Linked DNA regions of Homo sapiens: region 2 is linked to region 1. A link is a loop called in an ENCODE intact Hi-C map of the cell type or tissue named here. Cell type or tissue: IMR-90. All regions are shown on one strand. Links, peaks and the distances in the headings refer to the core of each region. The heading gives the core; the rest is flanking DNA. Region 1 overlaps KCNJ16 (potassium inwardly rectifying channel subfamily J member 16). Region 2 has its middle 25 kb from the start of LINC01483.

What was found. A loop is a pair of places that touch in the nucleus more often than their neighbours do. Peaks named below come from ENCODE experiments on the same cell type or tissue, not always from the same donor. Only the 100,000 strongest peaks of a DNase experiment are listed, where the experiment ranks them.
Region 2: a loop joins it to region 1, with 6 times the contacts of the local background. A loop is called at or near these places in 4 of 110 quality-filtered maps.

Annotation. Positions count from the first base shown.
Region 1 is chr17:70,090,456-70,107,421 of GRCh38, reverse strand. It overlaps KCNJ16 (potassium inwardly rectifying channel subfamily J member 16), which reads right to left. Exons shown (of 4, transcript NM_170741.4): 2 at 6,656-6,764. Among named protein-coding and RNA genes, the nearest start is that of KCNJ16, 24 kb to the right of the region's middle. In IMR-90, for the core only: a CTCF peak has its summit at 6,239 (motif pointing right); no DNase peak of the experiment used is centred there.
Region 2 is chr17:69,560,888-69,577,495 of GRCh38, reverse strand. No RefSeq gene overlaps it. Among named protein-coding and RNA genes, the nearest start is that of LINC01483, 25 kb to the left of the region's middle. RefSeq lists an enhancer at 7,899-8,400. In IMR-90, for the core only: a CTCF peak has its summit at 8,287 (motif pointing left); a DNase peak (open chromatin) is centred at 8,255; H3K4me3 peaks cover 218 bases; H3K27ac peaks cover 841 bases.

The sequences.
Region 1 (16,966 bases), core at 4,364-9,363:
CTCTTGTGTTTCAGGGTGCCCCTGAATCTACTGTGATGTTGGGTGTGTTGCATCTTGAAGGTGACCCAAGCTCAGGTTTTGATGATATGGCTTATTAGGTTCTTATCATGACTTGTGATTCCAGATGAATTATTAAGTGATGCAAACAAAACAGTACCTTTACTTTCATCACTTAGATTTGATTTTTGAGTCAGTCTAGTTTCTGTTTGAATCTCGTCTCCAACATTTGCCTATGTGAACTCAGAGCAGTTATTTTACCTCTGTGTTCTCTGTCTTTTTAAAAGGACAATTATAAGAATTTAACCAGATAGCATTGTAAAATACTAGGTATCTCATAAATGTCAGTAGTTTTTGCCTGAAGCCTAAGCTCTCAAGCAAAATAGGAACTTCTGCTTTGGCTGATTTGAGGCAGCTACTGTAACAATGGTAGAAGAAACCATCAGGAAAAAGCCACTTTAAAGCAGATATTCTGAGGCCTATTAAGGGGGTGGCCTATTAAGAGGCCACCTCTTAATAAAGATCAAAATGAACATTATTCGTCTCTGTTAAACTATGCACGCACAAAAGAATGTCTCTTGCCATAACTTTCTTCTCGACCCCCATGACTCCTCATGCCAGCCCATCCCAACATACCTTCCCTCACCTCAGCTGCATGGCTGACCTGCAGAGATTGGGCTTACCAGACAGGCAAGGTCCAGGGTGGAATGTGGATGTCTGAAAGCTGAAGATTAAATATTGCAGGTCAGAAAACCATGGCAGAAGCAGGTCAGGGCTGGTATTAGTTGTCAGAGGCAGCTTTGATATTGCAACTGTATCCCATCTTCCTCATCACAAAATTGCAATTGGCTTGTGTTTTCTTAACTTGAGAGCAAAACATGTATCTTTGGAATTGCACCACTTGGTATATTACTGAGAGCTTAGCTATTAACCCCCTATCACTCTCTCTATCAGTTTCTCTCCTCTCTAAAATGGAGCTAACAATAATTGTCTCCATTTACTCTGTGCTCCTTGTGTGTCAGGTACACAATTATCAAATGAAATTAAATAATATCTAAGATATAGATACTAGTAAAGGCTTTTGAAAAGGAGGCAGAGAGAAGCTTAGTAATTTGGGGGAAGGTCACACTGCCAATGCGTAGCCAATTTGGTCTCTACCTTGCAGATTGTAGACTTTCAGAACTTCTAATCTTTTTTAAAAAAAATAATTTTGAGCCATATTTGTCAGGCCAACGAGACAGATCATCCTGACTCATGTTTTGGTATTATCTGTGCCTTTACTCCTTGCATTGACTTCTTAATTTTAGCTGACCTGTTTTCATTTTCATTTTGTAATTCTGCATATGGCTCAATGATAACAAAACACTCAGACTGGATCAAGGATTTTCTGAGCAACAATTAGAAAAAATACCCGCACTCCATCTGAATTCTCAGGATTATTTCAAGATTCATGGGAAATTTTTTAAAAGGCAGGGGAGGGATTTTAAACAGAAAAGCTTAACATGTTTCATAAGTAAGTCATTTATGGCTAAACCCATGGCCAGGCATCTATACTGTCTTAGAATTTTCACATGGATAAGCTGCCTTCCTTCAACTTGTGCCACTTCTTCTAGTGAAATGGAAACCTGAAGGCATGGAATGTAGTAGGTGTTATTTACTCCATAGCAACAGTCCAGATTACAAATTGAAAGAAAGCAATGAGCAGAAGAAAAACATTAAAAGTTCGAAAGCCCCGTGCTTTTATACTTAGTCAGATTTCAATGCTTGAAGGGCTTATTATTTATTGAAGTTACCTTTTAGCAGTTGTTTTTCTAAAGAGTCTTTACGGCATTTCTGTCTATATTTTTAGTTGTGAAGATGTAATTCCAAATTGATGTCAACGTATTTTATTACACAGTTTCAAATTTGCGATGCTACTTTGCTGTCACTTTGCAACAGTGGAAGAGTGACAAAGACATACAAAAAAGATGGTTTTATGAATGACTGTTTTCCACAGGAAATGAAAGATTCACCTCTTCCACGTTGCTCCACGTCAGTAAGTTATGTCAGCTGGCTAAGTCATCATCCTTTTAGTCTCCCTCTGTCTCTGAATGTTACTTCCCTTAATGGATCTGCAAATGGCACTGACATTTTTAATCTGTTTGGCTCAGCATTCCCCAGAGATATATGAGAGAAAGAAAACCTATTCCCAGCCATAGAGCATGCCTCCATAAAGCATGACTGCTGAGCCAAAAAAAGCATCATAAAGATGCATATTAGCGGGGATACATGCAAAAAGGATGAGCTTAAAAGAGCCGACAAGCAATTAGTTCAAGCTTGGAACACTTTTAATCCACAACACGATCTTACCTTAGTGAAAGATGATGAAGTGCAGATCTGAACCCCATGTCCTTTTCATCTTGTAAGAGCACCGTAGCTGAGCATCTCAGGGCCCTTTTCTCTTGGCCCTGTTAGTACCCTTCTGAAGCTGTCAGCACCTACCGCCATGGAGATGAGAAACCCCACAGGAGAATCTCTCTCTTCTTTGCCTTTCCGGATACATTCACCACAGACAAAGGCCACTGAGTTCTCAGCTTCGCTCTAGTGAATCGACACTTTCTTTAACTGGTTCCCATGCCTACGCATAGTAGATAGTCTTGCCAATGGTGGCGGACAGAAAACAAGAACCAAGAATAGCCTTCTTCCATGCCTATTTACATCTTTGTTTTCTGATCAAACCTCTGGAAGCTTATATAATAATAAAAATCTTTCCATATCACAAAAGTGGCCACACATTACCCCTAAATTTCTTATTGTCCTGGAAGGCTGCATTTTCTCTTACTGACACCTCTAGGTCTTGTACAACCTCTTCCAAGTGTGTGCTTCTTAAGTGTAGGTGCTCTGTGATTGTGACAGCAAAGATTTTTCTATGCAAATGCACACTTTGTCTGACTATGTAACCCTATACCTATGGCAAACAGCATCTTGCCCAACATCATTTCATTTGGGTTTCAAGGAAGCGTATGCCCCCAGAAAGACTATCAGCCACCTCAGTAGTGACTCCAAGGACAAAGTTTAGATGTTCTTTCAACATGCTGGTCTTGTTTTGCTGTTTGTTCATTTGCTTCCTCTAAATTTCAGATTAGAGAGGGAGCAAGTTTCTTGTAAAGAAGCATTACTTGCCAGGTGCAGTGGCTCATTCCTGTAATTCCAGCACTTTGAGGGGCTGAGGCAGGAGGATGGTTTCAGCTCAGAAGTTTAAGACCAACCTGGGCAATGTAGTGAAACCTCATCTCTACTAAAAATAAAAAATAAATTAGCTGGGCACAGTAGCATGTGCCTGTAGTCCCAGCTATCTGGGATGCTGAGGTAGGAGGATCGCCTGGGATGCTGAGGTGGGAGGATCACTTGAACCCAGGAGATCGAGGCTGCAAGTTTGCTAGGATGACACCACTGAACTCCAGCCCAGGTGACAGAATGAAATCCTGTCTCAAAAAAAAAAAAAAAAGATAATAAAATAAAAATGAACCATTACCCAATAAATAGCACAGTAAATACTTGTGCTGTTTACTCAGATAATGGAGCTGGTAGAAAAGGAGTTTTGGAGTGAGGAAATCAATAATTGGTGTTTTATTGTGCAAAATTTGATATGCTTTCTGACAGCCAAATGAACATGTCAAGGAGACAATATATTAGTCTGGAGCTCAGGGGAGAATTTCAGAATGGAAATATAAGATTGGAAGTTATCAGTGTACATAGAGTAATTGCAACCATGAACATGGATGAAACAATACAAGAGTCAGAGTAGTTAGAAAGGAGAAGGATTCCAATGACGAAGGCCTGGGACAGCCTAATTTAAGTCTGGGAAAATGAGGAGGCTATAACTAAGAAGACTGAGAAAAAGAATTGCTTGAAGTAGGAGGAAAAATTGTGACATGTGATACGAAGTAAAGAAAGTGTTACAAGCAAAAGGCAGTGTGGTCGGGCATAGTGTCTCACCCCTGTAATCCTAGCACTTTGGGAGACTAAGGCGAGAGGATTGCTTGAGCCCAGGAGTTCGTGACCAGCCTGGGCAAAATAGTGAGACGCTGTCTTGACAAAAAAATATATATATATGTGTGTGTATATATATATATATATATATATATACACACACACATATATGCATATTATATACACATATACACATAAATATATATATACACATAAATATATAATACACATATATATACACAAAAATATATATACACATATATATTTATATACACATAAATATATATTAAATAAATTATATATATTATATACACATATAAATATATATATTAAATATATATATATAATATACATAAGCTGGATGATGGTGCACACATGTAGTCCCAGCTACTTGAGTGCCTAAGGTGGCAGGATCACTTGAGCCCAGGAGGTCAAGGCTACAGTGAGCCCTGGTCATGCCACTGCCCTCCAGCCAGAGCGGCAGAGTGAGACCCTGTCTCAAAAAAAAGGAAAGGAAAAAGAAAAAGTCAGTGATCATGTGTGTTAGATATTAACAATCAGTCAGGATAAGGACAAGAATTGACCATTGGATTTAGCAGTGTGATGTCACTGGTGACCTTGATGAAAGATGTCACAACAGAGTTTTGGAGATAAATGCCTGATTTGACTAGGGACGAGTAAAAACGGTGACAGGAAGTGTTGAAAGCATGCAGAAAGCCTACAGAGAGTTCCGCTGTCAAATGGGGTAGAAAAATGTGGTGATGGATGGGAAAGGATGTGGAGGTCCAAGTGGGGTTAATTTTTCAGGGAAATGGTTATTTGTTTTGTTTTAATTTTTCACATAAGATTTTGCCAACTGATTTTTTTAGTTAAGTAAATGTCCTGCAATTACTCTTGTGTGTCATTGCTATTAAAAATAACTACTTGTGCAGGTAGCGGTGGCTCACGCCTGTAATCCTAGCTCTTTGGGAGGCTGAGGCGGGCAGATCACGAGGTCAGGAGTTGGAGACCAGCCTGGCCAATATGGTGAAACCCCGTCTCTACTAAAGATACAAAAATTAGCCAGGCGTGGTGGCGCATGCCTGTAGTCCCAGCTACTCGGGAGGCTGAGACAGAAGAATTGCTTGAACCGGGGAGGCAGAGGTTGTAGTGAACTAAGATTGTGCCACTGCACTCCAGCCTGGGCAACAGAGAGAGACTCCATCTCAAAAAAAAAAAAAAAAAAAAAAAAAAAAAAGTACTTTTGGTGAACAAGAAGAAAGAAGAAGGTGTCCTGATTGGTCTCGTAGTTTCATTGTAAAATCATGGGGAGAGAATGGAATACTATTTTGAATCAGCCACTGGGTCCTTTGTGCATGTGATGTTACTAACCACTGGCTTCAACTAATCAGGTGAAAATGAATAATTCAATCAACTCTTTTCCATCTTTTTCTCTCATTTTTTCCACATCATGTAAAATACTTCACTTAATTCTTAAATCATTGCTTTTATAATCATATAAAACAACATAAACTATAGAAAATATAAATTCTGTGATAATACTTTTCAGTAAACGTTAACTAAAATGTCCTAAAATCCACAATTTAATTGTAATCTAATTCTAAATTACTTGTTCACTAAGAACATTGCTTGGTGTACAGTGAATGCTTAATACTTAAATCTTTAAAAAAATGGATGAGTGGCTAAATAACATAACACTAAAGAAATCTGCAAGTATTGGTAGCGGGCACCTGTAATCCCAGCTACTCGGGAAGCTGAGGCAGGAGAATTGTTTGAACCTGGGAGGTGGAGTTTGCAGTGAGCTGAGATGGTGCCACTGCACTCCAGCCTGGGTGACAGAGCGAGACTCTTTCTCAAAAAAAAAGAAATCTGCAATTATAATCGTTTATCTCAAGAATGATATTAGCATTAAGGCTATGTTATAGGTCTGAGTCTTTTACAAATCAAAAGCAAACATGAAACACCAGATGGTTAAATTGAGTCTACTTAACCTAGCAGATTGATATGTTAATGTAGCTAGAGACAGATAGATATAATTTTTATATACATATAGTTTTCATATAGCTTTTGCAGTACTATTGAGAAAGTACCTAAATTGTTCTGAACGGAATCATTTTAAATGCACAGAATATCCTAGATCTGGGTTTCTCAACCTCAATATTTAGGGCCAGAAAATTCTTTGTTGTGGGAAGATGACCTGTGGTTATGGCATTTAGTTTAACAGCATCCCTAAACTCTTCCCACTAGATGCCAGTATGACCCCAAACCCCAGTAGAGACATCCAAAAATGTGACCAGACATTGCCAGATGTCCCTTGGTGAGCAAAGTCACTCCAGGTTGAAAATCATTCTCTAGACTCAAATAACCAAGTAGACAAGTTTTATTCTTAGTTAGCAGAATGTATAATAGACTGTGGATTCACAAAATATATAAATAGCATTTCTTTCCTAAAATACAGTGAAGGTGAATGATTTAAGGAGGCAGTAAACGTGTAAAATGTGAACAAAAGGAAGCAATGTTTGTAACACCGAATTTGCTCTGTAGCAAAGTTTATGAAAATATAAACGTATAAGTAGAAAGCTGGACTTCTGGAAAAATGCGTAGGGATAAAGCACATTTTCATGGAGGAAGGAGTGCAAGTATTGGTTTTTCGGAGAATCATGTTAAAATTGGTTTAATTTCTTACCTTTAAAGTGAGAGGCAACACAGCAGTTAAGAATTGAGATAAAGTGCCAGTCTGCCAGTTAGAATCCTGTGTCTCACTATTTTAACACTCTGTGCCTCAATCCCCCATTCTGTAAAAGGAAGATAATAGAAATATATTAGCTCTTAGCAGAAGTAAATGAATTCATATTTGTAAAGCACTTAAAACAGTACCAGGCAAAAATAAATGTCATCTAAGTGTTTGTTAAGTCTGATTGGGAGAATATAAAGAAAGGTGTACATAGTTTGGTGAGTGAGAGTAATGTTTTTCGGGTGGTGAAAAGACAAACAGAAAATAAGAAGTACTGGAGTAAATTCCAGTACTGAAGACACGGGCAGAGAAGTATCAGGTAAGATGGAAGATCCACAAATGAAAGGCGTTGATCTTGGAGAAAAGCTGTACCACTATTCTTCTGATAGTCCGTATAATAATCAAACTAATCCAGTAATTTGAAATAGAGAAAACAATTGTCTGACTTATATGTAATACCACGTAGGCATTAGGAAATGAATACAATTTTTAAGTTTTACCGATTTTTCTTATCCAACTGAAAATTTTAAGTTGTTCTGTACAGCCTCAGCCCCTGCTGAAATCCTGCCTTCAGATAGACCCAAACAAACTTCACAGGTGCCATTTTTGCCGGCCTGAGGGCTTCCTGTTATTCTAACTGCCTGGTTACCATAGGATATAGAGGAAGTGTCTGAAGTTCTCACTGCTAAACGGACTTTCCTCCTGTAGATCTCTCACACTACTTATGATTCTAAAGTTATTTGAATCCCTCTGATGTATTTTCCTTTCTTTGACCAAACCGTGCTGAAGTGAAATTGATTATCCTAATAGATTTCAAAATCTGAAATCACAAATAAATCAGTGATGGGTTGGCTAACATGTAGTTCCTCTCAAATTAGTGATCATCATATCATTTTAAAACTTAACAGTGAGGCTTAATAAGGATTTTGGTTTGGGTCACTTTTTTGTGTGAATTTGAGCGAATTATTTTTTTCTTCTCCTTGTATCTACTCCCAAACACACATAGCACCAGGCAAAGACCCTCTGAGGATTGCCAAAATGACTGAGTGAAGAAATGCCATGAGAAAGATTCAACCCACAATATGAATCATGAGAAAGGCATTAACACCCAAGCATTTATTGCCCCAGCTCCTCCACAACACCCCTCAAGATGGCTGTCCGTCTCTACTTGACTGTTTTCGTGGACTAAGACCTCATTCACCCCTAAATGCATTCTATTCCTATTTTATGATGACTAGACCTTACCCATGAGGAAGTCCTTCCTTAAACTCAGATAAAAATGTGTCTCCCTATAGCTTTCACAAGATCTTCCTGTCCTCATGCTGTCCCCTGAAGCTCTGCAAAACAAGTCTCGTACTACTTCCAGGAGCCTGTTCTTCACATAAAGATAAACATTTTGTAGTTGCTTCTTTACCTTCTAACCCAGTCTTCATTTCTTGCAGTGAAAAATCTCCATTATATTATTTTCCTTGATATCTATAGTGATTGTTGAATCTGTCACTTTTGACAGAGAAAAGGGTGGGGACAAAAGTGAAAATCATGGGTCAGAAGTACAACTGGCATCAATCAATACTGCTGTGATATATGGTCAACTTATTCATAGGAAGCAGAGTGCTGGTGCATTTTAACTGCCTCTCTGGAGGAAATCAAAGGACTGATTTGTAGAGTTTTTCATTTCTGTGGTGTAAATACTCCACGCATGGCTGATGTCAGGTCACTGATATGAGGCTTCAGAATGTGGATTTGATAAGAGGTGTAAACAGTTAGCTCTTGTGAGCTAGTGGGAGCTGGCTCAGGCACTTAGAATTTGCTCAACACCTGGTTGTTCTTTGAATGTCTTTAAAAAATGTTATATATTTTAATTCATAATTATTGAGGTGCCGTTTGACCAGCCCCATATCAGTCCAGATTCTGTTCAAAATTCTACTTCAAAGGTTCCATTCCACTCAAAATTCAACTTCAAAGCTACTATGAGTGGAGGAAATACATAAAGTCATAGAAAAAGCTTCTAGCTTCTAATATTTGAGTCAGAAAAAAATTAATCTTCGATGACAGTGCTAGAAATAAAATTGGGGAAAGCCCGTATATCAGTGTACATTATAATTTAATAATATCTATATGCACACACACACGTAATACAATTATTATATGCCACTAGGCCATAAAGGTTTTTTTTTTTTTTAATCAAAGGGAAAAGAAAGAAGATTTCAACTGCTGTCTTGTTAAGAGGCATATGGCAAAAATGATTTATCTTAAATTTTTAAATTGTTTTCCTATAACTCAGCATTTAAGTCCTTATGATAAATTAATAAAATGTTATGAATATTCAAGTTAGAACTGTACTCATGAATAAAATTATTTTTATGTTTAGCCTTTTCCACACTTGATTGACTCCTAAATTCTTCAAAGCACGAATATGTTTGCTTTTGTTCTCCAGTGAATCCATTCTGCAGTAGTTACTTGTTGAGTCACATTTCCCCAAGGGTGCAATTTACACCCTTACTCTATTCATACTGAACCAAACTCGTTGAGACAAACTGTGTTCACACTGAATGAGAGTTACTAGGAAAATTTTTTTTAAATTATTACTTGGCTGCATCCTGGGATCTAAAATGGGGAGAAGTATGAGGTAGAGCTGGAGTGGTAAGCAGCATCTGGTAATTCATGTTAAAGAATTTGTATTATTCTAGGAAAGCATTAAAGAGCTTTGATCAGGAGACTAACACAATCTGATTAGCATAAAGATAAAACACTGAAGATCTGTATTTAAGATTCTGGCTCTAGTGTTGAGAACAGATTGGTCAGACAAGTGAGGAGGAGGTCATAACCTAGGAAACAGATTCAAGAGGGACTTGGAAGTCAGAATCAACAATAATTAGAAATCCATAATGAAGGAAAGAGAAGAAAATGGAGGTGAAGGAGCAGAGTAGAAGGATGGGAAAGAGTCAAGGTTCTTTGCAAGGAAAGAGTGGATACAGATGCAATCAGGTCTATGGATGGTAGACAAGAAGTTTGTGATTTTATTTTCCCTGTTAAATAGGGGTAGTGGGTAAAGGAGACAAGAGTAGAGATTTGAAGAGAACAGAAAATATTTGAAATAGTCACTGTAGAAAAATTGAAAACTATGCTATATGGGGCTGCGATGAGGGCCTGTTCTTAGTCACATTTCCTTGAGAATCTAATAGAATATGTATGTTTTTAAAAAGCATTCCTGGTGCTCCTGATGGAGCTCTTATTTCTCCATCCTCCTGCTCCTGACCTCCTCCTCTAATTTCTACTGAAACTCACCAAACAATATAAACACTTTTTGATTTAAAATTTTTAATAAGGTAACTCATTCCATTCTTGGTTCCTAGTTAGACCCCTAAATGGCCTTTCTAACAAAAACAGTGACATTCTCACAAAATATTTGCTCCAAAAATGTTTGCTAGAAACTTCCCAGGACAAATCCTGACAAGAGTGGGGAGACGGGGGCGCATGGGTTGTGCCATTGACATGTCCTTTGTGTGGATCCCCGTAATGCAGTGAACGAACAAACCTCCCAGTGAGGTCATGTCTCGTTTGGGGTTGAACGGCTAACTCTGTATCTGTGATCACATTAACAAAAGTGCACATAAAATGCCCAGGAATTTTTCCTTTGTGTGATTATGAAATAAAACTTACACAATATCGTGTCTGCAAAATGAGCATTTCACCATGGAGATTTCTTTGATTGTAATAGGGTTCAAAAGAGAATAGAGAAAATTTAATATGTTAGGACATGTTACCTCTTCAGTTGGCTGTGTCACGTACCTTTCTGCACTTCTGAAGTATCATATTTTAAATGTAGGTTGGTCTACACTCTAAACAATAAAGTTTATATCCAAAAACCCTGACCAAGTTACTAGCTGTAACTTGCTTTACCAGTAGAAGCTGTTGAGAACACTGAGGCAGAAACTCTAATATCCATTCACGCTCGCTCTGAGATGCTTGATTCTCAATAAAGGAGAAGGTTGTTATCACCTGATTATGAAGAGAATGACTTAATTCTTCACCCCACTTAATGTACATATTGTCACATCAATAGTACAAAAGATTGTTAATTTAGAAATATAGGCACCTATTATGATGTAATAATAATGATAGTTATTATTTATTGAATAAGCATTACATATTGGAACTTTGGTAATTGTCTTACAGAAATTATCCTTTAATTCTCAAACAACTTTAGAAGGTAGGTGCTAATGTTACTATAAAAATTTTTAAATAAATTAAAAATTAAATAAGTTCATAATACTTTTCCATGCTTACAAGTTGAATAAAAGGTATTGGCAGAATTTCAATGGAAACAATCTTATATGAGAGACCACATATTTCTCAGTGAATAAGGGCAAAATGGACCTAAGAAAATAGAGCCAATTTGAACTATCCACAGGCAAATGTCATATGACCTCTAAGTAGTTCCACAAAGAAAACAACCACCCAAATCAGACTGTATGCAGGACACTCACAAGCAGTGAGGCTTTTGCTGAAATGGACTGGAAAAAGGATTGAGTAGGCTGGGTGCGGTGGCTCATGCCTGTAATCCCAGCACTTTGGGAGACCCAGGTGGGCGGATCACGAGGTCAGGAGATCAAGACCATCCTGGCTAACACAGCGAAACCCCGTCTCTACTCAAAAATACAAAAAATTAGCCAGACATGGTGGTGGGCGCCTGTAGTCCCAGCTACTCGGGAGGCTGAGGCAGGAGAATGGTGTGAACCCGGGAGGCGGAGCTTGCAGTGAGCCGAGATAGTGCCACTGCACTACAGCCTGGGTGACAGAGCAAGACTCCATCTCAAAAAAAAAAAAAAAAAAAAAAAAAAAAAAGGATTAAGTAATATAAAATGCCAAATTATCACAGATTTGAGCTAGATCAAAGGGATCTTGACCCAAGTTTGAATCAGTTTCAACATTTTTTTTGGTACCACATTTGATATCCAGTGGCCCTAAATGATTTCCTAAATCTGGGCAGGGCTAATCTTGCCATTTAAAAGATTCTGTATAGAGATCCTAATAAAGATTGTGGAAATAAACAACGATCATCTGAACCAGAACAAGCAGAAATTATTTATCCAGAGCTTGCAAGGAAGACAGGCACGATCACTTTTGTTTGCCAGAGACTCACAGGCAGGCAGAGGAGTGGAAAATCTTTATAGTAGAAAGAGTAGAAAAGCTTCACGTTTGCCCTGATCAAAAGCTGTTGGCTGAGGAAGCTGGAGGTAGGCTATGTGGAAGCCGGGCTTCCTCTATAAATGGTTTGAGGAGCACATTTTCTTTTTCTGGTTGGTTCTAGGTTAGAAGTGAAGGCAAGCATAAGGAAAGCTGAGAGTCATTGACCAAGTTCTGACCATTTTGGGCCAAATGGCTACAAAGGTTATGATTGGGCTTCCTGGGCTGGTTCCTGCAGAGATTATGGTCAAAGTTGTTTTGTCTTACATGGTCTGGCCAGTATTTATTTGTATATTCAGCATCTCAAGATAAAAAACATAGTATGGTGGTAAATGCTACGTGGGACAGCAGCTTTACACAAACATGTTTCTTAAGCCTATAGCCCACACCAATACTTATAAATTGAGCTATTTGTGAATTAAACAAACAAAAGTAAATTATTCATATGCTCACATAAGTTGAATCAAGAAAATAATATCTAATTGCTTTTTTTTAGGGAAGCTTGGTTTTCTTAGAAGTCTGTCTGTTAGCCAATATATGAAAGGTTGATTGATTTAATTATAATTGAATCTGTCTGAACTTAATAAAACCTACTGTGACAAATGCTCAGTGATGACTGGTGATGATTTTCTGTGGACAAATTCTACGGCCTTGCAAGATAGGATTTGGAGAGCAAGAGTTCCTGCCGTTTCTCAGGACTGGTTAACTCTAGCCAGTAAGATGTGTCATGTTCTTGGAAACATGATTTGCCTACAGTGCAATTTACTTTCAAGTGTAATTCTATGTAGCGTCCTAAATTGTTTCAAACCTGCGGGGGACAGTGGTATAATAAATTTCAGCCCTATCAAATCTACCACCTCGAATTTGTTTAATCACAAAAAATTAAGAAAATATATGTTATTCCCCCCACCTTTCACCTCATTGACTAATAAATAAGTGCAATGGATGGTTACAATAATTTAAATACCTCACCTTCCCATCCTTTCATTCTAGATAATCTCTGTAGATAAAATACATACTTTTATTAATTGTTAGCAGTTCAAGTTCTTTCAACTTTTACAATTTCTCAAATTTCTAATTGCAACACTTACTACTGTTTTCTTCATGTAGATGTTTTCTCTTGTAGAAAGATACAATTGATATTCCCACCTTTCCAACTTCCCTTACCCTCCAAAGCTTGAAACTATTGCTATTCCTGCCATGAAAATAAAGACCTAAAGACAGTCTTGGCCAAAATAGTTGAGACAGTTATTCCATGGAGACAATTCTTGAAGGTTACTTTTATTTTCACTTTGAGTTTTTCCAAAGCCTTAAGTAAATGCAAATGTCACAATTGTTATTTCTCTTTAGGCTGTGAATTCTGGAAAATATAAAGGAAGCTTCAGAACACAGGGCTGTCTGGGGCACAAGAGACATTATGGAAGAAAACCTGAGTCATGAGCCATTGCATCAATACCAAATCGCAATTTAAACCAAGTTTATAGGATAAATATTTTTGACAATGCTTCATGTCTTTCACCTTTCCTAATCCATCATTAATTATTCCCCTTATTTGCCCTTTTTATTTGTTTTTTTTTTCCTTACTCCTTGTGAAACATGTTCTATTTTTTGTTATCTGTACTAAGATCGCCTGCTTGCTGACACCTAACCATATTCCAATAGTTATGGCAAATTACAGAATAATTGGCCAAGCCTCTTGAAAAGAATGAAAGATTTAAATAATAAGTAGAAAAATAAGTGCTTCCATGTGGTATTATCTTACCTCCCAATAATGGCCATAAGAAACTAAAAGCACAGTAAAAGAAAGAATTATTAGTAAGAAAATGAAAACAAAGCCCTCCTTCATTTCACTATGTTTCTCTACCCTTTTATAAGGAAAGCATGGAATCTCCTGGAGTCTCTCATTTTCTTGTCATCACTATCTATTATGGGTTAAATTGTGTCCCAGAAAAAGAAATTTTGAAGTTCTAACTCCTAGTACCTGCAAATGAGACCTGATTTGGAAATAGGGTCTTTGCAGATGTAATCAAGTTATGATAAAGTCATTAGAGTGGGCCCGGATCCAATACGACTGGTGTCCTTACAGGAGATCTGGACACAGACACACACACACAGAAGAATTCAGGTGAAGATGAATTGCACTGCTACAAGGAAGGAAAGCCCGGGGCTAGCAGAAGCTAAAAGTGGAAAGGGGACATTCTCCCTTAGAGGCTTCAGAAGGAGCAAGGCCCTCCCAACACTACACCTTGGCTCAGACTTCTAGCCTCTTGAACTGTGAGAAAATACATTTCTGTTGTTTTATGCCACCCAGTTTGCAATGCTTTGTCAAAGCAGCCTTAGACAAATAATACTATAGAGCATCCACACTTGCGTCCAAAAGGTTATTTCACCTTTTTCAGATTTTCTTCCATTTCTTCCTTTCTGAGGAATCTTTTACTAACTTTCAACCTTTGCAAATTGATGGACGTGTTGGTTATATTTTATGTGTCAGCTTGACTGGCGAAGGGTTGGCCAGATAGCTGGTAAAACATTACTTCTGGGTGTGTCTGTGAGGATGTCTGGCATTTGAGATTAGCATTTGAGTCAGTAGACTGAGTAAAGAATGCCCTCGCTAATGTGGGGGGCATCATGCAATCTGCTGAGGGTCTGGATGGAACAAAATGGTGGAGGAAGGACAAACATCTTTTCCTTTTTCTGGAGATGGGGCATCCATATTCTTCCCTCAGCCATCAGAGCTTCAGGTTTTTGGACCTTTGGACTTTAAATAAAATTTATACCATTGGCTTCCAAAATTCTCAGACCTTCTTAATCAGACTGAATTTCAGCACAGTTTTTCTAGTTCTCCAGCTGCAGATGGCATATTGTGGGACTTCTTAGCCTGCATAATTGAATAAGTCAGTTTTCATTATGAATCTCATCTATCTATCTATCTATCTATCTATCTATCTATCTATCTATCTATATCTATCATCTATCTATATCTATCTATATCTATCTGTCTATGTATCTATCTATCTATCTATCTATCTATCTATCTATTGGTTCTGTTTCTCTAGAGAACCTTGACTAATACAATGGACTAGTACATATTTCAGTTATTTCGAACTGTAAAACCAACTGCCTCTTACATAACTCATGCTCTGAGTTTGTTTTTCAGAAATGCTATTCTTAGGTTGTAAAACATCCCATGGTCAGGAAGTGATAAAAATCTTAAAATGTTGTTCTTTGACTTCACATGGTATCTACAGATCCATATTTTCTTGGAGGAAGGTAAACTTGCATATATGGTTTATTCCATAATTGTAAATATACAGGCTAAAAGTAGAAAACACTTATGTAAAAGATGTGATTTGAGTCATTTTGATCCTATATGGAAACTAAGACTCATAAAACAATAAAAACACAATGAAAAACAAAATTAGGAACTTGCTATGGTTCATTCCAATGTGCTTTTAGGTAGATGTTTTAGGTTTCTGTTATTTATAATGCAAAACAAATTTTAGCCTTTTTGGTGTTGTGTAGCATTCTTTTTTCTGTGTTAAGAATGAGGCTTAGCTTACACAATGCAAATAACCACAACCCCCCTCCAACCCAATAAATTACAGCTCTCACCCAAGCTGTCACAGGACATGGAATGTTAACATTTACTTGCATAGACTGATGAACTCCACACTCCCCGATTAAATGTAAATATTGCCCTGGAAATAAGTAAGGGAGAGGTGACTCTTGATAAAGTACATCAGGATGATTCAAGGGTATGTATTCAGTTCAAGCAAAGCAGCCCTTAAGTGTCTAATGAAGCCCTACCTAGGTAATAGCAAGAAACTAAAGGCTTATCTGGGAAAACAGCAGAAAACTATATTCTGCAACCAGTAGAATAGATGCCATGGAAACATCAGAGGAGTGGTGTGTGTGTGTGTGTGTATGTGTACTGGGGGATAAGGTGGGGTGCTGAGTGGAAGGAGCACCCCAAACAAATACTGCATGTTTACTTGTTTGCAGCAAATCCTATTAAGGAGAAAATCCCATTATTTATCATTCCTAAGCCTAAATTTTGATTCTTTGACCCCTGTAAATGCGTACTATTCCATAGGCCTCTCCTGCACTGTGTTGGAGGAGGGTAGCTGGTTGTTAGCAAATTTATGATGTATAAGACGTGATTGTAGTCCACAGGAAGTTAGTAAGCTATTTAGAAGGCAAGATATAACAAACAGGAAATTATCTTATCACTTAAGTTGTGTTTTGACTTCAATTTTATTTTAGTTAACAGTCAAATGAGTGGGAAATGGTGACAGATGATGGTCAAATGAGTAGGAGAGGAAGTAGACAGCATGAGTGAGTTCTGAGGAGGACCTACTCATGATTGGTGTAATTCTTCTGAAAAGGTGTTGTGTAAAGGGTAGATTGGGCTATCACTTTGAAAGATATGCTTAGATGGATGAAAGTCAAGTAGGGGAGAACTTAACATTCTCCAGATGGGAGAAAGAAACAAGGCATTTTTGTAAAGTGGGAAGGCTGGAGTCATATAAGAGAAGTGGAGGCAGAGAAGGCCAAAAGATCAAGCTGAGTCAAAACTGGGAAAACATTCACCGGTTAGGCTAAGGATTTTGAATCTTTGTTTCATAGCCACAAATGTCCTAAAGAATACTTCTGGACAATGTTTTTGTTACATTGCTGGCAACTGAGCTAAACAAAATGGTTGACACTTTTTCAGGTGATCTAAGTGGGTTAGCGGTATTGTGAGTGGGTTAGCGGTATTGTGAGTGGGTTAGCGGTATTGTGAGTGGGTTAGCCATATTGTGAGTGGGTTAGCGGTATTGTGAGTGGGTTAGCCGTATTGTGAGTGGGTTAGCGGTATTGTGAGTGGGTTAGCGGTATTGTGCACTATTTCATATATCCCTGCTAACCCGGGTAGATAAATCAAAAATTACTGAAGAGAAACTATAGAGCCTGATCATCCAAAATGATACTCTTGGGTTTTTCAATGTCTATCGTATGAACTTACTAAATGCACCCAATGAATTGGCAACACATTCTGTAAGTAGGACTCTGTGCCAGAATGAGGCTCATAAT
Region 2 (16,608 bases), core at 5,477-10,476, 530 kb after region 1:
TTACCCTTACAGAAAGGAGAGGAAAATCAGAAAAATATTAACATAACGTAACTGTCCTATGGAATAAATGCAGGTGTCCCCTGATGGGAACATAGTTCCCTCAACACTGTAGTTAAGACATTTTCCTCTAAGGCTAAGTAGAAGCAACAACACGGGTCTTACGCGCTTACCCATGCAGAGGCAGAACCAAAAAGTGTGTTCAACCGTCCAAACTCTGCTGGCCAGCCAACCTTAGACATTCGCGGAATATCACTTCTTCACCTGACTGGGTAGAAAATAACTGACATTAAACACCTGGAACCCACAACATTGTTCTCATCTGGCAGGCAGCATCAGAAAAACCTAACTGTCTATTTACAGGAGAATGACCACATATATAGAGTACATCCTACTATAACATGCAATCTGCAGTTTAAAATTAAAAGTGGTTCTGAGTATACTTATACAGAAAGAGCTTCAAGAGATACTTGACATGTTACAAGCACGTTTATGTTTGGGTGTGCAGTGGGATACCATTTACAGAAAGCCCAAATCACAAAAGAGCATAGCTCATCTAGAAGGATAAGTCAATCCAGCAACAGTGCCAGGATTGAGGGTCGGCCACCAACAAGGGCTTTGGGTTTATTTTTATATTTTCACAATGAGAAGTGTTGATGTATCTTTTATGTAAATGCCTTCTGCTCTTCTCTCCTTCCTCCAGCAAGGGTTCTGGCCAGTCATGGTCGTCATGTTTAGTTGCAAGAAGGGCAGCCTCTCATGCAGCAAGCAGCCATGATGGGCCATGTGGCTTACTATGTAGGATACATCACCTGTGTCCATCTTCTTGGGAGATTTCTCCTAGCACTTAGCTCTGGCTTCTTGAAAGTTATTTTATTTTATTTTATTTTATTTTATTTTATTTTATTTTATTTTATTTTATTTTATTTGAGGCGTAGTCTCGCTCTTGTCACCCAGGCTGGAATGCAGTGGCACGATCTCGGCTCACTGCAAGCTCCACCTACCAGGTTCACGCCATTCTCCTGACTCAGCCTCCCGAGTAGCTGGGACTACAGGCACCCGCCACCATGCCCGGCTGATTTTTTTTTTTTTTTTTTTTTGTATTTTTAGTAGAGACGGGGTTTTACCGTGTTAGCCAGGATGGTCTCAATCTCCTGACCTTGTGATCTGCCCGCCTTGGCCTGTCAAAGTGCTGGGATTATAGGCGTGAGCCACCACGCCTGGCCCTTGAAAGCTACTCTTAAACTTTTTAGCTAAATGACAAAAAGTTTTATCTTTTTGACCCCATTGCCTTTCAACTTCTTAGAAAATGCTCCATTTCAATCAAACAAGGTAGTTTGTTGCTCATAGTACTATTTTCCTGCTTAAAGACCTTCCGGAGCCCCTCTGCTCCCTGAAGCTTCCTCTGGTGGTCCTCTGAACCAGTATCTTTTTTCCTGAATTAACAAACTTTTTAGTAGATTTCCAAAGCACTTTAGTGAGTACTGCAGCTCATAAACTAGGATTAAAAACAACAACAACAAAATCTATGCCTTTTTTATTTCCTCCAGTTCGCTAGGCTTCCCCACAGCAGAATGATAGCATCAATAATTTATAATAATTCTCCAAGTAAACTAATCATGCAAACCACACTAATAAAACATTGTAAGCCTAGAACTGTGCTAATGACAACACAGTGGTTACAAAATTAATGATCTCCCTCAACTCTTTATCCAAAAATATCCCACAGCACTTTACGGTTTTAAGATATCAAGAAGCATTTTCCCTCTGCACAAGCAATTTGCTGGCTTCCCCCAGAAAGCACAAATGGCCAGGATAGGAAGTGTATGCTCAAAACTGGAAAATTACAAATATGTGAACCAGCTCTTGAAATTCCCCTTTGCACTGGATTAGAGCCAGGATAACGAGTCTTACACTTCCAGCCATGCATGAAAGATGTTTGGGGCTTTTTCTAATCCAAGACCCAGAGCACTTTTTCATGTTGACTTCCAGGGGACAAGGCACTAAGTGAAAGCATATCTTGCCACATGATTGACTTTTCTATTTTTTCTATTTATTTAAATGTGTCATCACAGCTAACCACATCCTTCATTTTATCCCATCCCATTAAGAAATACGATAAGAGATTTGAGCCCATCATTGGTTTTTTTTAAGTAAGGATTTAAACAGTAGACATGAAACAGAAGGAATAGTCAGAAGGCCTGAAATTGAGCACTATTCAAACACAGGTAAAAAGCATGAAATACCACCAAATCTGACCACCCATCGTACATTCACTTATCAATATGAAAACACTTCATCCACGGTAAAGGGCTTTGAAAATGTAAGTATTATTTTAAAGGCTATTATAAAATGTCCAATGAGGACTTTGAGCTAAGCATATTGTATAGCACTAAATGTAGTGTTGATAGGCACTCGGGATTTTTAAACATCGTTACTCATTGTTATTAAGATGAATAATTAGTGTAGCAGCTGTTGGTGAGCCAAACACTGATCTTTGATATGGACTTACCAGGAAGAAATGCCCATTTTCTCAGCCTCTTTCCTCTCCCCTCCCCTTGGACCCCAAAGCCACACAGGATGAGCAAAGCAGATCATGTGTTTGATGCATTGTATATGTGCAAACCAGACTGTGTACACATCAGTCTTCTTTGAGGAACTTGCACTAAGAGGATGGTAAGGAAGGAGCAAAGCTGACTGTCCGAGTTGACTTCCAATCAGGATATCCCAGCTGGAAGCAAGCCAGCTTCCGCTCCTTTGAATAAAGCAAGAAAGACGTGATCTTTCTTATAAATGAATGAACAATACCATCGGTGTGACCCCTTTTATAGGCTTCAGCCTTCAGTGTGACTCTAAGTCATTTGGTAACAAGTGAATTCCCGAAAAAGACTGGTCTGGCAATAAAGTCTGAATGTTCCAAAAGGCAGAATTAAACTGCCTAGTCATTCCTCTTCAAAAATCCACTTTTAAGTATTTCCTTTAACTTCAATGATTACCCTCAGGAGTAGTGAGAATCTAGGCATCTCATATACTGCTGACAAAAGAATGTGTGGGTGAGACCTCTTGGTGTCTTCGCATTACTTAACAACAAAAGCTTTCAGAATGTCCTTAACCTCTAACATAGAAATCCTGCTTCTAGGAATTTATCCTAAGTAAACATTTGTAACGTCACAAACACTTGGCTACAAGAACAATTTTTATAAAGCAATTTATAAGAAAGAAAAAATGCAAGACATCTTACATACACAGTAGTAATAGCCAGTTACATTCACTATAGTACACTCATATGATCACATATTTTGCAGTTATTAAAGAATGAGTATGCTTATTAAGAGTAATAAGAGCAAATATGTTTTCATTTTGGTAAATTTATATTTGTATTGGTTGTGTGTAGGAGAGAAAGACACACACACACACACACTTTGAGAGTCTAAACCCAAAAAATATAACCAGAGTTATTTCTGAATGCTAAGACTGTGTTTCATCTTTTTCTACTTGCTTATCTACATTTTCCCAATGAATATCTTTTATTTTAATAACAATTTCTTAGTTATGTTAAAAACCTGCAACCCGGAGCAGTACAAGATAGTTTTTGTTTTTGTTTAGTTTGGTTATTGTCATTGTTAATATTTTGTTTCTGGTTCTTATGTATGCTTTTTACTTGTTTGTTTGTTGTTTTAAAGGCAAGGTTATTAAGGTATGTTTAGCTCATGGACAAAAAGAGTTCTCCCAGCACATTTCCAGATTATCCTGCTTCGTATGCCTTTCCCTGCTGACCTGATGAAAGAGTTCTCAACTGCACTGGGGAAGAAAAATAACTTCAGGATGGAGAGTCAGAATAACCCAGATGAGGTTTACAGCCTGGGCAAGGGTGAAGGTTGTTGTGTGGACCCTTATGAACACAACTGAAGTTCCGGACTGGTTGGTAGTTAGCACACACCCTCCAGTTTCCATAATTGTACTTCCTTAGGCCACTGGTGTGAGATCCTTACTCTACCCCTTCTCCATGGGGTCATGAAGTTAATCCTGTTAAAACACATACACAAGATTAAATCATCTTTTCATTTTTCAGACAAGCACATAACACCACCCTGACACTGAGCAGATCATCTCCAGCTCCCTTCATATTATGCTACTGGAGACCAATCTTTATAACCAGAAGAGGAGGAGGAGGAGTTATTCTAACCTGTCGTTTTCTTCCTTTACATCACTTTTTCCTTTTAGGTCATATCCAAAAAAGGAAGGTAAATATATGTTTTAAATCATCTGCAGCAGTGTCTTAAATTATGTCATTTCTTAAAGGAGGAGGAAGAGGGAGTAGAGGAAGAAATAAGAAAGAAAACGGGAAAGAGAGGGAGGGACGTGGAGGAGAGGAGAGGGGAGGGAGGGGAGGGAAGAGGGGAGGAAGAAAGGGGACAGGAGGAGAAGGAAGGAAAGGAGAGGGGAGGGGAGGAGAAGGGAAGGGAAAAAAGGGGATAGGAGGGGAGGGGAGGGGAGACGAAGGGAGGGGAGGAAAAGAACATTAGTGATTATCTTTCTGGTTCCTTTTCTGCTGAAGCTTCACCTGTGAATTCTTTCTATGAGATCCACTACTGGGAAATTCTGGGAGCTCCAGGGAAGAGCTGCACAGCACATTTCTGGCTAAATAAATAAGGTTTTCTATCTTGATTTATTCATTCAGCGAGTACATGTCTCCATGTCAAAGGCTGACCTAAGAATCTTCCTTATAAAAATTCAGCAAGCATATCATTGCATTTTTTTTAATTAAAAGGATTGTGTGACAAGGGAAGCAGTATTCTACAGTTTATCAAGAATGAGTAGAGGAATCACTATACAAAGTATAATTTGTGCCTTTTTTCATATCTGACTATTCTATGTACTTTTTTTTTTTTTTTTTTGAGATGGAGTCTCACTCTGCCACCAGGCTGGAGTGCAGTGGCGCGATCTCAGCTCACTGCAAGCGATTGTCCTGCCTCAGCCTCCTGAGTAGCTGGGATTACAGGCATGCACCACCACACTCGGCTAATTTTTGTATTTTTAGTAAAGACAGCGTTTCACCATGTTAGCCAGGATGGTCTCAATCTCCTGACCTCGTGATCCACCCGCCTCGGCTTCCCAAAGTGCTGGGATTACAGGCATTGAGCCATCGCGTCAGCCTTTCTATGTACTTATTTTGTAGAATTCCTTCTCATCTGCTTAAATAACCATAAGTGATGAGAAATCTACCAAGTATAATATGACTTTTCATTTGCAAGTGTGTACCGCCCCAAGAAACATCATGGCGCCTTCTTCAAAGTACGCAGAGAGTACTCTTCAGATTGTAAGTCTGGCTCAAGAATAAAGAATGGAGAGATGTTCCTAGGCAAGTTGGAGGCTTCTAATCCCCACCCACACACTGCCACACCTTACCCCACATTCTGACACAGTCACCCAGACCCCTTGCTCTGTAGACAGACAAATTCACAGAAAGTCAGTATGTGCCTCAAGGCCCACCCTCAATAAGAACAAACGGGGTCCACTTAGAATTCTCCCCAAACCACAGCAATTTAATATCAAGGGCACCAAAGAGAAAAACAAGACAATTCCCATTTAGGACATAAATGAATACTACTGTTAAATATGATTTTTAAAGTCAACAGATAATTAAGAGGATATTTTAAGAACATTTGCCATTTAGATCTAACCTTTTGAAATTGGTGTCACAGTGGCCAAGTGCCAAGGGGCAGTCTCAGCAGCAGACTATTTACCAAGAGGGATCTTGCTCAGACTCTGTTTTACTCTGTGATGTTCACTGTATTACAGGAGTAAGTGAGGATCTGAGGATAGCTTTTTTTCATCTTGAGGGACCCCAAAGTTTCTATAAAAGAACGTGGGAAAATCCATAGGTACTAAAGGGAGTATCTTCTATCATTTCCATATTGTCAGTTGAAATAAGGAATAAGCATGTATATAGGTCAGCAGGCTTTTTCTTTGTAATTCTCTGCGGTCATCTCTCTTAGGGGCGTAACTACTGCTCTACAATAACAAAGAATTGGTGGATAATTAAGCTGCTTTACACAGAGAGGGTGTTTTTTGTTTTGTTTTCTTTTGTTTGTATGTTTGTATTTTTAATTTAAAAAGTGCATTCACAGCCAGGTGCGGTGGCTCATGTCTGTAATCCCAGCACTTTGGAAGGCCGAGGTGGGCGGATCACCTGAGGTCGGGAGATCGAGACTAGCCTGGCCAACATGATGAAATCCTGACTGTACTAAAAATACAAAAATTAGCTGGGTGTGGTGGCACATGCCTGTAATGCCAGCTACTCGGGAGGCTGAGGCATGAGGATCGCCTGAACCCGGGAAGTAAAGGTTGCAGCAAGCCGAGATCGCGCCACTGCACTCCAGCCTGGGTGACAGAGTGAGACTCTGTCTCAAAAATAATAATAATAAAATAATTAAAAGTGTATTCAGTGTGGTTTCTCAGTGCACATGGTGAGGACATGCTTCTGTAAGCCTGTTAAGTAAGAGTGCCTTCTCCAATTAAACATGCAAAGAAGGGTCTTTCCATTTCCATATTGAGAGAGAGCAAATAGAACAAATTCTATGCACTTAAATGATTATTTCAAGACTTAAAAACCTCGGGAACATTCTGATTCCAGACATCCATATAGCTCTTCACCATAGATGAGTCAACTCATTTCAACAATCACTTGCCCCCATAGACAAGGATGACACTCGATGATGTAGGAGATACACAAATAAGTGCTCATGAGTTTAAGGTATGTTGCCTTGGAGAGATTTTTCCAGGTGAGACTGATTTGGGTTTGAGACATGGGGGTAATACTTGCTTCCTCCATGATTACTAGAAAGTCTTTCCTCTCCTCCGTCCCCACACCCTGGTCTGATTAGTGCATGAGAAGACTCATGCGATCCTGCCTTGTGCTGGCCTAGTGGAACTTCTAACTCATTCCAAGATCTATTAGGTGACTTCAGGTGACTTTAGGAGTTACCAGGAAGAGGGGGAAAAATATGATGGTAGCCTACCTACACAGGTGTGGTTGAAAGTACCTGAGTCTGGGAGTCAGAAAAACGATAGGTTCAAATCCTAGCTTTTCCGTTTTATTTATATTAGGCAATCAGTCCTTTTGAACCTCAACTTCTCACCTATAAAAATGGAGAGAAATAAAACTGGTCTCTCACACTAGTTGTAAGAATTAAATGAAATTACATATAATCATTTAGTTACCAAGAAACAATACTGAGTAATACCACATGCCACTCATGTATGATAGTAATTTTATAACTGTTAATTCAATTCTTATCATATGTCAGCCACTGAGCTGGCATATATTATTTTACTTAATCTTTAAAGCAACCTATAGAATTAGCCTCATCTTACAAGTGAAGAAACTAAGACATCTAAAGGCGAAGAAATCTGCCCGAGCTTGTACAGTTTCACACCAAGAAAGCCTGACAATAAAATCCAGGTTCGACCAGTACCCTGGACTCTTCCCTGTGGAACAGTGCCTGATAATTGATAAGTGATTCATAAGTATTTACTGCTTCTGCAAGAGGGTCTGTTTCTTATTTTTAAAAGTTAAATCTAACTGATACTTTACCTATTGTTATTTGCCCCTGGAATACAGAGAAATCTTTATAGGAGAAGGAGGAAGAGGAATTTACAATCTGCTCCACTGGTAAGTATCATGAGCCACTGACAGGTTTTCGCCCTCCCTGGGTGCAAATCACAGTAGCCCTTCATAAGAAATACTTAGAAAGGGGCCGGGCACGTGGCTCAGGCCTGTAATCCCAGCACTTTGGGAGGCCGAGGCGGATGGATCACCTGAGGTCAGGAGTTCGAGAGCAGCCTGACCAACATGGTGAACCCTCCCCACGACTCTACTAAAAATACAAAAATTAGCTAGGCGTGATGGCGGGTGCCCGTAATCCCAGCTACTCCGGAGGCTGAGGCAGGCGAATCGCTTGAACCCGGGAGGCGGAGCTTGCAGTGAGCTGAGATCGCGCCACTGCACTCCAGCCTGGGTGAGGGAGCGAGACTCCATCTCAAAAAAAAAAAAAAAGAAGAAAAAGAAAAGAAATACTTAGAAAGTTGGTGTCTCATATATTATTCAGTTAGGAAGTATAGCGTCTCCCCTGCCGGCTTCACTGTATTGGTACTAGAAATGCCAGTGTTTGAAGACGGCTCAAACGCCAGGTACTTTAATTCGTTCTTTCGTTTGCCTTCGTAAGACACAGCGAAATGTTCCTGCGTCAGTGGATTCAGGGAATCCTGTGTGTTTTGCTGCCCCCTTGTGGCTATTTTAAATGTCTCTCAAGTGATTTATAACCTGGATTAAAATTTTCCAATTCAAACTCCTCACGGCGGAAGGTTAAGTATGCATTCTTGGTACCATTGCCTTTGATGTAAAACATGCACATACACTAGCACACTGAATTTTAATTTATCTCTGAATGATAGAGTTATGGCTAAATTCTCAACTGCACTTGAAAGAGATCTTTTAATTCAAACTTCCACAAGGTAGGATATTACTTGTCTCCAAAGTTTAATATTGGAGCTTGATCATTCACCATATTACCAACATAAATTGACCCCTGTATACAAAGGGACAGGAGGAAGATTGTAAACTTACCATTGTGTTACCTGCTTCCTAGAAAGATGTTAAACAATTTTAATACTTTAAATTGAGAGAGAAGAGAGAAGACCACACAAGACACAAGATACAGTCATTTTAAAAGGGTTTTTTCATCAATGCTGTGGAGATGCCAGAGATCGCAGCCACAGCTGAGAAGCGGATCAAGAAAGGAAAAAAATAAAACAGGAACCAAACTGATCAAAATATGCCTAACTTTTTAAGAGAAATATTTATTGGATAGTTTAAAATCAAGTTTGTTAATTTAAACATTTATCAACCCCTTCACTCCAGCTTTTCCGCGCTCATCAAAGAATTCCTACATAGGAGCCTTAACATTAAAGGGTTTTTTCCAAGAAATATGAAACAGATAAACTAATATTGTAAGGAACTACAATTATATACTATGAAACAATAATCAAACATTTGAAAAGAACTTTTTGCTGTTCCATTTTCTGTCAAAATTTACTCTCCTCCACTTCCACTTAAGTTAGTAAACTCTAAGTTTTGAAATAAATTGCCTTTGGATTAGCCAAAATGTTATAAAGTATAATTATTAAGGTGTTATATATTAACATACTTCATATATAACATATATGAAGTCTATATAATACCTCATATGCATTATATTATATAATAATATAATATATATCTTATATAGTATATATCATATATAATATAAACTTCCACAATGTAGAATATTTCTTTTCTCCGAAGTTTATTACTATATTATATATTGTTATATATTATATATAATAGCTCACATATAATACATTATATATGAAGTATATATTAATATATATCTATATATTTATGTCGTTATATATTATATATGAAGTATATAAATAATATATTCTATATGTAATATAGTTATATCATATATTATTTATATAACTAGTCTAATATATTAAATATTAAGCATATGTTAATATATTATGTTAAATAATATATATGATTATGATTATTAAATAGTATATTATATATTTAATACATTATAATATAGTATCACATAATATAAATTATTATATAAGGTATATGTGAAGTATATTATATATACCAAGTGTAATATACCTATATATTATATGTTAATTTATTAAGGTATAATTGTAAAACATTTAAGGAATGTAAGGTATATTTAATATGTAGTCAATGCATACAGAGACCTTGTTTTACTTTGTGGAAAAGTTGACACGGATGTTTGGGTATTAACAGGTTACAATCATTTAGTTACCTGGTCTGGATAGGAGATGGGGCACATTACTATAATTTGTAAATATTAGGGTACCCTTTATGAAAATTGCATTTCTTTTGATAGGAGTAAAGCAATAGATTTTATCCTTTAATTTTATTGGTTGCAAGGTTTCACTGCTATGGATCTTCTTGGGAAAATGTGCACACAATCATATACACGCAATTTTGCATTTAATTTTATGAGGCTCACAGCTCCTTAGAAGCCATCCGTGGGTCCTAGACACCCACGGCCACCTTGATCTGAATGCTATCCAGAGCTGTCCATTCAGCACCAGTGAGGCCGCTTGCATTGATGGAAAGAACACAGGTCCACCAGGCTGAGGGAAAGAGTAAAATTTCAGTTCCTATTATGTGGTGATGGGGATGTACAAAGCTGAGCACCTAAAGTGTCATTCTTGGGATGCCATATTCAAATTTCACTCAGGATTTTTTGATGTCAAAACAGTCTGATTTCCCTAGCCATAGGTCCATGAGAATACTGCCTATAGATTTTATTACATAGATATTATTACTGTCAACACTAATGGTACACCAACATAAATGTATCATTTAAAGAATGCACTACACCCTCAGTAAATTATTAAAATCAGGATATGTTACCAAAGGTAATTTTACAATTTGAAAGAGATGCAGTTTTCTGATGAAAAAAGATGGTTATTCCATTTCCTATGAGCTTGATAATTTCTTGCCTCAAAAGACATAATTCCTTTGGGGGTGAAGAGAAGAAATTTGCTGCATTAGCTGAATTGTTGGCGAAGGTTAGAATTATCATCTACCTGATATGAAGCAGATCATGACCATGGAAATACAATGGGAAGAACTGAAGCACAGCTTTTGTGCTGCTCATGTTCACAAATGAGACAGTTGCTTCTAAACCTTCTAGAAGCCATAGTATAAAATATGATTTCCCCTTTTGGATTTTTGCTAACTAATGAAGGATAATGCAGCACTCCACTGGGTTCACTTCTGTAAGGAAAATGAAAATTCATGTTACAGGCCCATGTGTATTATAAATCTTAAAATATTTCCATCTGCTTCTGAAGTTTCCATAAGAGAATGCCTGAAAGTCTTTTACAGATTAACAAGAGAGCACATGTAGAATTTCAGTGGAGGTTTGTCCCACCTCCCCCTGCCTGCCACCTCACACACACCTAGTAAATGTTTGGTATAATTTAGCTCTATTCACATGCAAAAGTTATTACACTTACATTTTCCATAACTTACTCTGACCACAAAACATTCATTCACTAACACCAGACTATCCAGAACACAGACGCTGTTTTCCTGTCTTCATCAGGACAGAATTGCCTTCACAGGTCTTCCAATCTGATGTTAGAAAATGTTGCCATCTCATGAATCACTGTAACTATTTAAAGGAGCTAAACCTAACTGGGTACTTTTTCAGTCCAGAGGCATGATTGCATTTCCAAATAATGGTGGAATCCGTCTTTGACATGGCTCTTAGAGAATGAATTCCTTTCTTTTGCTCCTTTGAATTGAGGCATAAAAGTAGTTCACATGCTCTATAGCTACTGGTTTCAACAAGTGAACCTGATTTTTTGCACTCTACCTGAATGGCATGGACAGTGCTGCCTACAACAACCCCCAAGTTTCAAAGGGAAAAAGACATCGTGCCAGGTGACAGCCCTCACCTTTCACATTTCTTAAGGAGTTCCCAAAAGGGAGGAACACATGGCCAGAGATCTCTTTTTCCCAATCCTCTTGTCCTACACTTTGCATGGAGTCAGTATGGGATCATCCATTCCCTCCAGCTGGGAAATAGAATTTGTTGCCACTGCTACAAGCTCAAGTTTATAGGTTCTGGCTCCTAGCCCCTCAATCCCCTACCTTTCCTTAGTTGGCTCCGCCAGTCCCTTTCACCTTAGGTCTCAGTCTCAGCCTGCCAGTCGTGGCTGTGACTGGCCCCTCTCCACCCCTACATGCTGGGGAGTTGGCCTGTAGCCCTGCTCTCAGACCTGGCGGCCCTACTATCTTGACTGCCGGGCCGCTGGGTTGCCTCTGTCTGGCCCGATGTCCCATGATCTCCTCCACTGCAATTTTTTAAAGTAACTTCAACTTTCATTTTAGAGTCACATGATGCATGTACAAGTTTGTTACATGGGTAGATTCCTTCACCGCCATTTTTATATGAGATCAAGTATAGAGGGAAAAGTTCAGGTCTCCTACTTACTCTTCTCTGTCTCCCTTACGTTGGTTCCCTGGTCTAAGTTTCTATTTGCACACTCTGTCTCAGTCCTGATCAAAATCCAAGTCTCTATTCTGCCTGGCCCTACTCTAACAAAACAAGAGCTCACCCTAAAGCCTGCCCAATTGCTGACGTCCTGGTGATCTTCCCCGATGTCCACTGGAATACTACCTGCCCATCCAACTGAGTCTCCTAATTCTACCCTTTGCAACGCCTCTGCAGTTGAACTGGCTGAGCTGGTCCTGACCCCTTATGGGATTTGGTCCTCAATAATTTGCTCTGGAGTTTGATCCTCAATGATTTGCTCTGCCTTTCTGGATCATCCAGAGTACCAAAGTCCCAGCTTATCCATCTCCCCACATTGGCCCATATAAAACATTGCTTCTCCTGCAAAACGGAAAGCCCAAAAACGTAGTCTCAGGGTCAAGAAAGTGAGAAAACCTTGTCTTTGTTTTAACACAAATCCAAAAGAGACAAGATAGAGAGGTTAGCCCCTCTCTATCTGTCTGGCTCGTCTGTTGACTAGCTGGGTAAACTTGGTTATTGAACCTCCGGGTCTCCTTTTCTCCAGTTGTAGAAAGGGTGTCAGTAACGGTTCTTGCCTTGTTGACAATTTTTTAAGGATTAAATGAAACAATGCTCAGTCATTAATTTTATTGTTGTTTCAGATGTTTCCTTTTAAAGTGAAATGTTATATTTTCTTTTTTTTAATTTTTCATTTTTGAGACAGAGTCTTGCTCTGTCACCCAGGCTGGAGTGCAGTGGCGCGATCTCAGCTCACTGCAGCCTCCACCTCCCAGATTCAAGTGATTCTCCTGCCTCAGCCTCCTGAGTAGCTGGGATTACAGGCATCCGCCACCACGCCCGGCTTATTTTTGCATTTTTAGTAGAGATGAGATTTCACCATGGATGGTCTCAAACTCCTGATCTCAGGTGATCCACCCACCTCTGCCTCCCAAAGTCCTGGGATTACAGGCGTGAGCCACCGCTCCCAACCAAAATGTTATATTTTCTTATTGACATTTTTAATATATTGAAATTATAAAACTGCCATATATTAAAAACTTTTTATAGATTTTGTTGTTCTGCATGTTGCAACACGTGCAGAAATGTGCATAACTGAAACGCACACACAAGGGAACGGTGTTCCATGGTTCCATGATAACTAAGATCATCACCTGCAAAGGGAGGTTTGCCTGCCTGTGACAGGCACGGTGCCAGATTCTTTACTTCTTACAATTTCCACTCCCCTCTCTTCCATACAGTTCTTAATCCTTTCTCTTATTTTAGGTTGAAAACTGAGGCTTAGAACGTTTAAGAAATTTATCCTCGGCCGGGCGCGGTGGCTCACGCCTGTAATCCCAGCACTTTGGGAGGCCGAGGCGGGCAGATCATGAGGTCAGGAAATCGAGACCATCCTGGCTAACACGGTGAAACCGCGTCTCACTAAAAATACAAAAATTAGCCGGGCGCAGTGGCGGGCGCCTGTAGTCCCAGCTACTCCGGAGGCTGAGGCAGGAGAATGGCGGGAACCCGGGAGGCGGAGCTTGCAGTGAGCCGAGATCGCGCCACTGCACTCCAGTCTGGGCGACAGAGCGAGACTCCGCCAAAAAAAAGAAAAAAAAAAGAAAGAAAGAGAGAGAGAGAGAGACAGAGAGAGACCGAGAGACCAAGAGACAGAGAGAGAGAAAGAGAGACAAACAGAGAGAGAAAGGAAGGAAGGAAGGAAGGAATTTATTCTCGACCCCAAAAGCTATTAGGCAGTAGAGCACAGATTCGAACCCAGGTATGGGTGGCGCCAAACACGACACACTTTCTACTGACATATGCTTTGTGCTTTCTCTGAGAATAAAGTTAGCGTATTAGTCCATTTTCATGCTGCTGATAAAGACATACCCAAGACTGGGTAATTTATAAAGAAAAAGATGTTTAATGGACTCACAGTTCCACGTGGCTGGAGAGGCCTCACAATCATAGTGGAAGGTGAAAGGAACGTCTTACATCATGGCAGGCAGGAAAGAATGAAAGCCAAGTGAAAGGAAAGACCCCTTATAAAACCATCAGATCTCGTGAGACTTACTCGCCGTCATGAGAACAGTATGAGGGAAACTGCCCCCGTGATTCAATTACCTCCCACCAGGTCCCTCCTACAACAGGTGGGAATACTGGAGCTACAATTCAAGATGAGATCCGAGTGGGGACACAGCCAAACCGTATCAGTAGAATAGCAAAGTATATATGTCTTTTAAGCCTCAAATCCACATGAAATCCTTTCTCAAGTATTTGATAAATTTGAAAAAAAAAGTTTATTTAAAAATATTTGAGGTCGGACACGGTGGCTCACGCCTGTAATCCCAGCACTTTGGGAGGCCAAGGCAGGTGGAGCACTTGAGGACAGGAGTTCGAGACCAGCGTGGCCAACATGGCGAAACCCCATCTCTACTAAAAATACAAAAAATCAGCCGGGCGTGGTGGTGTGCACCTGCAGTCCCAGCTACTCAGGAGGCTGAGGCAGGAGAATTGCTTGAACCTGGGAGGTGGAGGTTGCAGTGAGCCGAGATTGCACCACTGCACTCCAACCTGGGTGACAAAGGAAGACTCTGTCTCCAAAAAAAAAAAAAAAAAGAAAAAGAAATTATTTGTGTGTATTCAGTATTTAAAGCATAGCCCAGCAATCTATAGTGTTTTAGCATCAGTGGCCTAATCTCTGTTAAAAAAAAAAAAAAAAAAAAAAAAAAAAAAAAAAAAAAAGCAAATATTGAGTCTGCCTCTTTTTCTGATGTATTATATCTCAATCTTAATGAATACCCTGAAAATGTTTTTCAATATACATTGCATTTGCTATTTCAAAAGTGGTTGTCACTGTTTTAATCTCATAATACAGGATTTGCAATAGGAAAAACAAATTAGCCCTATCACTTACATGAGAGGGTGAACAAAGTTTTTAGTGTAATATACAAACTGAAAAATACGAACATTTTTTCGAAACATTGAGATGTGGCTCAAATGTAAGCTCTGACACGTTCAGCCAACAAAAGCCAAGTATTATTGGGCTTGAGGGTCTAAAATACCTTCATACTTAAAATTGCTGGGTTATCTTTCCTTTACATACATATTTGTTTAATCACATTTGTTGCAAAAGGGGTTTGATTAGAGGATAATACTAAGAAAAATGTATTGAGTGACAATGATGTGGCCGACACTAAGTGCTTACACTTACAGATGATATTTTATTTAATTCTTATAAGAATTCTAAAGTAGTTCTTATGATTATCTCCATTTTAAGGAGGAATAAATTGGGGGCACAGAGAGCTTAAGACATGTGTCCAAGATTTTAAACACCATACTTGGCTGTAGCTCTAGACTGGAGACCTATTCCCTTTTACTTTTTTTTTTTTAGACAGGGTCTTACTCTGTCTCCTGTCCAGGCTGGAGTGCAGTGGCATGATCACTGCTCACAGCAGCCTTGACCTCCCTGGCCTCAAGCGATCCTCCCACCTCAGCCTCCGCCAGCAGCTGCGACTACAGGCACATGACACCATGCCTGGTCAATTTTTTTGTATTTTGTTTTAGAGACAGGGTTTTGCCATGTTGCCCAGACTGGTCTCGAACTCCTGGGCTCAAGAGATCCTCCCACCTCAGCTTCCGAAATTGCTGGGATTACAGGGGTGAGCCACCGTGCCTGGCCCTTCCTTGTTTCAGTATCAACAGGAGCTCCATCTCTTGTTGAGTGAGTTTTCAACCAGTGTCATTGTTTTGAAATTATTATTCACCCATTTTATTAGCATTATCAAGTCATATTTCAACTCATATTATGCAAAAGTATGTCATGAATCATGGATGTTTCTGCACACAAATACAACTGTCAGAGAAACTAAATTAAAGCTCACTGGCTCCTTTGATTCTTGAGAAATTACTTAGATAAATGAAGAGAATTCATGTTCTTTGTTATTGGCAAACAGAGTTGCCACTTGCCCTAGGCTTGTGTCTGGAAACAGAGCTAATCTATCCTTCTCTATCAGCTACGATTTAGGGAATTGGAGGCTCTGGCAAATAGATATTTATGTTTATCTCCAGCAGTGACTCATTTGATTCCAGTGAAGGAGTCCCAAAAGCCAACCAGCTCAAGGAAAGGATGACCCATCCAAAGATCACTATCTGACTAGCAAGACTAATTTAGCCACTTTATGGTGGAAGTTGTGAATTGTCCAGAAGTTTTCTAAAGCACACGATGTCACTGGCTTGACTTTTCTGGCTGCCAAATTGCAAGAGCCAAGAGAGATGGCATGCTCCTGATAAACAGTTCTGCAGCTGTTGAAAGGTCAAGTGGTTTAGCAAGTTCTTGTCTAAGAACAACTCTTCGCCTTCCAGTCTGCAGGGTCATTCTGGATCATAGGAAAATGCTCTGAGCTGAGCTGATTACTTTTAGGCAAATAGCATCATGTTCCAAGTCTGCCTCTTGTCTCTCCTTGGAGGACAGAGAGCCACCACTTGCCAAGGAAGTTTTTGACCAGACTGTCAGTGC